3 separate regions of the Mus musculus genome follow, and all the other regions are linked to region 3. Evidence: chromatin loops called from intact Hi-C (ENCODE). Cell type or tissue: gastrocnemius. All regions are shown on one strand.

Region 1 (2,500 bases), 63 kb after region 3:
ACTCTGTAAAATATATACTCATTTATTTCGTGTTTAATCTAAAGTGTAGAGTTTCGGGCTGGGAACGGATTGCAGATTGTTCTCTCCTGGTTAATTTTGGCTTTAAGTATATTGATCACTTTATCATTTTCTTGTGTTAAACTGCTTTAAACACAGCACAAATGTTACTCTCATCATGCCAGAAATGGGGTTGGAATTGATTTTGAGTTTCCATTAATTTTACTCTTTGCTCTCTATGAGAAGTTTTTCACTTGTTTAAACTCAGAAAGATACTTTTGTTCAAAAGATGTGTCAGTGCGATGACAAGGGAGTCTCTGCTGGCCTGGGAACCTCAGATGTCTACAGAAGGAAGAAGTTATCAAATTCACTGCCATGGACTTTGCTGAAATTAGTGAAGACTCATTCATCCTAATGCAGTTTCAAGGGCTTCCTCCCTCTTCTCTTCACAGAAGAGCTCAGCAAAGCACACATCTCCTAAGAAGCCCCCCTGATTGGTCCGGGCTGGCACTGTTTCAGTGTTTGGCCTACGGCGGCTGCTTAGGAATAATTTTCTCTCATCCTCTCTATTTTCCTGGACTGTATCAAACTCAGACACGTGGTGTGCAAAGGAAATCCAAGGCCTTAAAAATGCTTTTTATTTTGGTAGTAAGGCCATTGCCAGTTCTGTTTTGGCCAAATGATCTTATCAAGATTTAACAAGAGATTCTCAATAACACCTCTAATCTGTGAGAAGACATTAGATCAAGGAAGATAATTTATTCCATCTTGCATACATCTACCTTCCTTCCTGGCACCAAGGAGGGACAATGATCAAACTTAGTATTGGTACTGAAGATAATACAAAGTGACAAGAATGCTATGGCAATTACTCATTTTGATTAATTTAAAAATTGATAAATAAGTGGGTTTTTTTCTATATTACAGCAGACACTAGAGATCCATTTTCGGTCACTGTTGGGTATTTCTGCTCCTATAAAGGCACCTTACAAATCTGCTGTGCTGTCCACAGTACTGTCACAATTCGTCAGATTCTCTAGACTAACTAGATGAAACAACTGCATTTCAGCATTAAGATTCCTTTTCGGAGTCAAATAAAAGGAGAGCCGTACAGTTCAAACAGCTTGAAAGGCTTGTCACAAACACAGCCAAACCTGTACACATTATCTGTTTTTCTAGGTTTGGAGTACCAGTCTATAAAGTACCAGTCCCTTGTATGGTAACTGGGTTTTACTTCACACTTAGGAGTATTCAAACCCACAGGGAGAAGTTTAGATAGGTAAACTTCACTTCCTACCCTATCTATCTTTACTGCTCCCCTGCAGTTTTGTGTTTCGGAACACATGCTTCATGCCTTTAAAAAGTGCCAGGAAATCTCTTCCTGCAGCTACACAAGCTTTGGTTTTATGTGTGTATCATGACACACCTTAATACAGAGAGTCCCAGCAACTGCAGTGGGACTTTAATTTAAATCCAGACTTAGGGCGAAGAGCTCCATCTACTGAATCAGTTAGATCCTCGCTGGCACCCTAGAGTTATCCCCTTCAGTACTCTAACACTGAGAAGCCCTGTAGAGAACAGAGAAGTTACAGACATGACCGGCAAAAACTAGCTGTGAGCCTAATGCTCTTTTTGATATTTCCCAGATGCCCTAAGACCCCTTTCCTTTGTCCTTCCCAGTTTTCAAAGCTTTCCATGTTTCAATATAGAACAGAAGCGGGTGCTCTGCCATGTGAACCATCTCTCAGAAGCAATAGAAAGCCATTGGCATTGAAGGGAGAGCCTCAAGTAAGTGAAGGAAAGATACGCGAAGAAAATCCCTGTCCCTGGCAGACTGAATAAACCAGGAAAATTCAGAGAAAAGGATAGCTTCCTTACCCCCTACCTTGTATGATTGCTGAAAGGCTCCAGCCCCCAGGATCAGCTCTCTGGGCCCCTCCTTGGCTGCACAGTGTTGCTGTGGCATTGAAAATTTGCTGTGGCTTCCTAAGATTATAGGGAAATGCTCCAGCAAGCCAAAAAAGTCACAAACAAAAATTCAAAGGAAATAAAAAAAAAAAAAAAACCAAAAAAAAAAAAAAAACCTCCCAAAAACCAACAACAACAAAAAATCCAACCCACCAGCATAAAGCAGCTGATTTTATTGGAGAAGGTCTTGGCATGTTCCTCCATATGCCACAATTTTCTTTGGTCCTTCCTAGGTCTATGATCAGAAAACTCATTGTGCCATCCTTACTAGCGCCGTTTTTCTCAGGGTTGCTGATGGCACAGCATGGACAAATGGATCCAGGAGAAGCAAGCTAAAGAGCATATAGATGTCCTGTTCACTTGAAAGCTTTCCAGGAGATCACAGTTTTACAAGTTTCTTTCTCAGAATATCAGTGACATAGAGAAACATATACTCTGTCTAGCTTAGAGAAGAATAAATCAAAATTAAAGAAAAAAACAAACAAAAAACCAAACCACTTGTTAACACACTAACAGATACGGAACACAGCAAGTG
Region 2 (2,500 bases), 190 kb after region 3:
AGTTGACTCAAGTGGGACAGGGATGGGAATTGCAATAAATTATTCATTCATAATTAATCACCAGTAGTGATCATTTGTTGACCCCCCCCCCCAAACAGAGAGATTCCTGAGTAAAGAAAAACATAACTGGCAATCTATGTGCTCCTCTTTGGGAGTGAGTTCATTTCTACATCAAGACCGATTCCAGCTTGCATTACACAGACGCTTAGAAGGATCGCTTCAGGTGTTACATGGGAAGGAAGGAAACAGCTCTTTCTTTTTTAGCAGAACTCTCCAGAGCTGTGAATCACAGCCGCCTCCTCTGCTGAGGGAAGGACAGACACAGTCTTGGAATTTCACACTGTTCTTTTTTTTACACTATTCTTTCTGCGTCCACTCTGATGTCCACAGTGGACAGCTAGAGGATGGTTAGTAGCAACAAAAGAGACAAGTTTCCATGTCATCCACAGAAGATGCTAAAAATATTCTCTGTTATACCTTGAGAAATAATAATAAAAAAATAATAAATCATCCCAAAATGCATTATAGTTAATGTTTTGTGTGCATGTGTAGTGCATATATGACCTCCTCTCTGAGATCACAAAATTTAAGTATAAATTCAGGCAAGAGATCAAGTGTGTTTCTTCAGTAGAAGTTGGGTATGTTGTTATCTTCTATTATCTATTAACTAGAAATTGCGAGCCATGTCACAAATCCATGTGTAAGTGCTTCTCTTACATTTAGCTCAACATTTATGTCTTTTTATTCTTGAAATTTCAGGTCTGTCTTATATTGCTAGATTTTCAGTGGCCAGATTTTCCCTTGTCCATTCTTGCTGCCTCTTTAAAGACACCCTCCTTCCTTTTGACGGATCTTCTTATTGCCAAGGATAAGAGCTAGCTGCATTCAAACAATTATGACTTTGTAAACATTATAACTGGTGAGATACACTTAGCTCTCTATAATTACAAAGTAGGTTCAGAAACTGCCCATCCTAAAATATCACGAACGCTCCCAGAGGTTCCAGGTTTATCTTCAATTGTACTGAAAACTGTATGTACTAAAGCTGTTTCTTAGGCATTTCTTTTCAGTATTATTAAAAGTCACTTTAAAATCTATGGTGTATTATAGCAGGTGTGAGTACTATGTAAGGGACATGAACTGAAAATCAAAACTGAGCAAGAACTGAATCCATTCAATTTAGGAATTATGGTGGTCAAATGGGTCCAGGGAAGGTCTTTTCATGAGTCCATCAAAGAGCATTAAGGACTTAAGGCAATTATTCTCTTGGATAGCTAGAAACCTACATTATTTCATCTGAACATGACCTAAAACCTTTGCAATTTGGCAAAGTCAATCATACTTCTATTAGGTTGTAAATAAATATCTAGGAAAGGACTGACATCTGTTCAACTCCTATCTTCTTCATCCCCTTCTTGAAAGTTCAATTCCTGAAGTAATCTCACCTCAAGCAATATCCAAAGGTTACATAATGGGCCAGTAATACATAATAGTTCAATAACTAAGATGTCACACTAATTCTGCTCTCTCTCACAGACCTTAAAAGGTTACTGTACAATTTAAGATAGGTCATGTGAAAGTTGATATAATGATATCTTCATGATTCAATGTATAAATAAATGACCCATTTTGATTAAACAGCAAAGGCAACTGCAAAATATTTGAAACTGCATATAGCTTGAATTTTATCAAACAGACTTATCTCTCAAATTCACTAATGTCTCTTTTTCATGTAGATAAATATCTATCAAAACATGTAAAACACTAAGGATAGATGCTTCATAAAGAAGCATCAGCTTTAGAAATATGTGATAAAATATATTTATATTATAAGACAGCAATAACTCTGGACCAAATATCACATAATTTTGGGTTTTAAAGTCAGCCCTTTAAAAATGTAATTTACATATAATAAAATTAACTAATATATGATTCAGTGTTAGAACGGAGCTTAAAAATATAATGTCAATATATCATTATCTCACCCGGATTGTACAATGATGTCTTTTATTTTGGTTTTGACAAGAGTACCTTCAGAAGACCCATGTTTTATATATAGTAGAAAATGACATCATATAAACAAGGAGCACTGAAAGGTGCAGAAGGCACACGGAAGATGCTTGCATACTGTCTACCACATGTCGCCAGTTGTGAAAGACCTGACATGCTAATATCCACTCATCCGGACTTGTTCCAGAGGCACTAAGAGCATGATGGCTGGCAGGCTCTGCAGTTAAGTGCGGTTATCAAGGCCCCCAAATATTGACAGAGTGCCAGACCCTAAGAAGCTATTGATGTACACAGCCGGCCACAGCTCCAGACACCTCTCAGACAGAGCCTTTAAATGTCACAGATAAATGAATTTTCATGAAACAGAGAGAGAATGGAAGAGCAAGAAGAAAGAGCACAGAATGAGAAGTAGGTAAAGAAATGAAAAAATTGCTTCCATAAAGCTGACAGGAAGGCACATGGCACCTCATCTGTAAAGCTCAATCAAAGA
Region 3 (2,500 bases):
TCCCCCACTCCCCCATCCACACTCTCGGTACAGAGACTAAGTGGCTGTGATGTGCCACAGAGGCTGAGCAATCTTGGTCCTGTCCTCCTGGGGTTACTGCCTATTCCATAATTCCATACTGTGAACCATATACACAGCAGCCACTTGCGAACTGTTTGCTGACAGAATTAAATAGAGCTGAAATTTAAATATACTTGGAGACCAGTCCTAGTTTGAATCTCAATTAAGCTTCCTCATTTTATGCGGCAGGGGAATCAACCTGGATTGGTTGCTTTTTCATTGATTACAAGAAGAGTCTTTAGTAAGAGTGGCTGGTCCTTGTAAGTCACCTAAATATAGGGACAAAACACCAATGGCCATCATTATGTAGCAGAAAAAAAAATGGTCTCTATGTTTACAGACAAGGCCTCAGCTAGCTTTTGACATGTGGTTCATGGAATTAAGAGCACACTCTTGCACCAGTGTACTGCCAAGCCACCCATGAGGTCTAACTCTGGAGAAATTGCACGGCTTATGCCCTTACTTCTTGTCCTGAATTAGAGTTTGATGCATGCCTGATTTTCTGTGCCCCACCTATGTCCAGGACCACCTTTGGTGGCTGTCCATGGCCCAGGGACATTGTAGCCACCTCAGCGAGTAGAACACATTCAAACCCAACCTGCCTGGCCCCTTCCCTTCCTTGCTTCCTGCCAGTTCACTTCTCCTCTTACCACGGCAGTGCTCCAACGTCACAGACCAGAGCCCTGCACACTGTCCGTTGGAGCACTTCCTCTCCCATTCCAACCTCTTTTATAATTCTCTGGGATTCCTTTTTCTGAAGCCAAGAAGCGTTAACACAAAACAGCAGTCTGTCTGACATGCACAGGTGCTGTTCTATGACCAATTTTTTTTTCAGTTTGTGGTTTATTAAGGAGGAAAGAGCAAACTCTCTTGTAATTAACTGAAAATGCCTTCTTTGGTTGCATAAAGGGGATTGTATAAACATGGCACATCTGAGGACATGTCTGTACAAGTCTAAGTAGTTTGCACTATCCCCTGGCGCCTGTAGAGGGCAGCAGCACACTGGCTGACTCCAGGCAGTATTTTAGAGCCTAAACTACCAGAACCTTCCTCCTGGTCACCATGCCAAAGGCTGGTGTGCCAAGCTCTCTCTGGCCTGGCCTCTCAGTCTCTTTCAAGTTTGTTCTCTCCCCGCCTGCTGTGCATATTCATATTCTCTCTCTCTCTCTCTCTCTCTCTCTCTCTCTGTCTCTCTCTCTGTCTCTCTCTCTCTGTCTCTCTCTCTCTCTGTCTCTCTCTCTGTCTCTCTCTCTCTCTGTCTCTCTCTCTCTCTCTCTCTCTCTCTCTCTCTCTCTCTCTCTCTCTCAACTATACACTCTGATGAGGTTGTCCCTCAACCAGAAAATGAAAACTTCTACGTAGAAGTCAGAGAAGCCAACAACAACAACAAAGAAAAAACCCGGGGGAGAGGAGAAAGGGGCCGTGAGGGAGAGAGACTTCAGAACAAGAAAAGGGCAGATGTTTCGCAAATATATGCAAAGCAAAACTGGGTGTACCCTGAACACTTCTACAGAAAAACAGGCCAATCATTGTGCACTTCCTCCCGCCACACTGGTGCAGCTCTGCATTCAAAGAGAGAGAGAGAGAGAGAGAGAGAGAGAGAGAGAGAGAGAGAGAGAGAGAGAAGTGTGGCCGCAGGCACCCGCCTTTCAACGGTCAGTTCTGACATTCTGACTGAACATGTCCCAATTGTCCAAAGAACAAAAACATTTTCATCTCCCCACTGTGAACATTTTTGTTATGAGAAAAAGGCTGCTTTAAGAACCAGGAAGGCGTTTAAGGTGAAGGGCAGCTGAGCTGGCCGGCAGAACCTTCTGGTCTTTAACTCTCCCTGTGCTGGCCCCGGCAGTAAGTTGAGGGCTGAAACATAGCAGTGAGTGAGGCTGTGGAGGCTGCTGGCTCGTCCCAAACTAGACCATATTGTTTTTGCAGAGAAATATGCATTAAAACATATGGATGCGCTGTTAGGTATTAAGCCTGTTAAATGCACGGGAACAAGGCAGATCGGTGGTGTTGGATGTATACAGTTCACACTCCTTCGCACATATTGCACACATACAGTGGCAGAAGTGCTTTCTGCAACATATGGAAAAATAAATATTTTATCCATGCGAGCTCTTATCAGTCTCCAGGGTCTGTTGAGAGGCGAGTGCTCTCTTCCATCTTTCTCCCTCTCTCCTCCAATTCTCTCCTTCCACTGGGCTCCCACCCTCTGCTGCAGATTATGCTTTCCACTAATCAGCCTGGCTGGAGAGGAAAGAATTAGTCAGAACCTCCCTTTGATAAATAATTACGCAGTCGCGGGATCAAGATAATTGAGATCAGTGATGCCTTTCTTGGCCTTTCTGGAGTCGGAACCATTTCCTTACTTACTCTGCTGTTTAACTGTAGAGTGTCTGCGGACAGACGGAGAGGGACGAAGGAAAAAGCCACCGACACT

Evidence for each region. A loop is a pair of places that touch in the nucleus more often than their neighbours do. Peaks named below come from ENCODE experiments on the same cell type or tissue, not always from the same donor. Only the 100,000 strongest peaks of a DNase experiment are listed, where the experiment ranks them.
Region 1: it touches region 3 in a loop (2.6-fold over the local background); 13 of 42 quality-filtered maps call a loop at or near these places.
Region 2: a loop joins it to region 3, with 2.6 times the contacts of the local background. A loop is called at or near these places in 7 of 42 quality-filtered maps.

The regions. Positions count from the first base shown.
Region 1 is chr16:43,509,736-43,512,235 of GRCm38, reverse strand. The region is part of intron 5 of Zbtb20 (zinc finger and BTB domain containing 20); the gene reads right to left. Among named protein-coding and RNA genes, the nearest start is that of Gm15713, 91 kb to the right of the region's middle. In gastrocnemius, a CTCF peak has its summit at 1,504; a DNase peak (open chromatin) is centred at 505; H3K27ac peaks cover 2,427 bases.
Region 2 is chr16:43,386,363-43,388,862 of GRCm38, reverse strand. The region is part of intron 4 of Zbtb20 (zinc finger and BTB domain containing 20); the gene reads right to left. Among named protein-coding and RNA genes, the nearest start is that of Gm9968, 24 kb to the right of the region's middle. In gastrocnemius, no CTCF peak of the experiment used is centred here; no DNase peak of the experiment used is centred here; H3K27ac peaks cover 406 bases.
Region 3 is chr16:43,572,774-43,575,273 of GRCm38, reverse strand. All of the region lies in intron 7 of Zbtb20 (zinc finger and BTB domain containing 20), which reads right to left. Among named protein-coding and RNA genes, the nearest start is that of Mir568, 67 kb to the left of the region's middle. In gastrocnemius, a CTCF peak has its summit at 1,045 (motif pointing right); DNase peaks (open chromatin) are centred at 7, 653, 1,083 and 1,611; H3K4me3 peaks cover 789 bases; H3K27ac peaks cover 2,500 bases.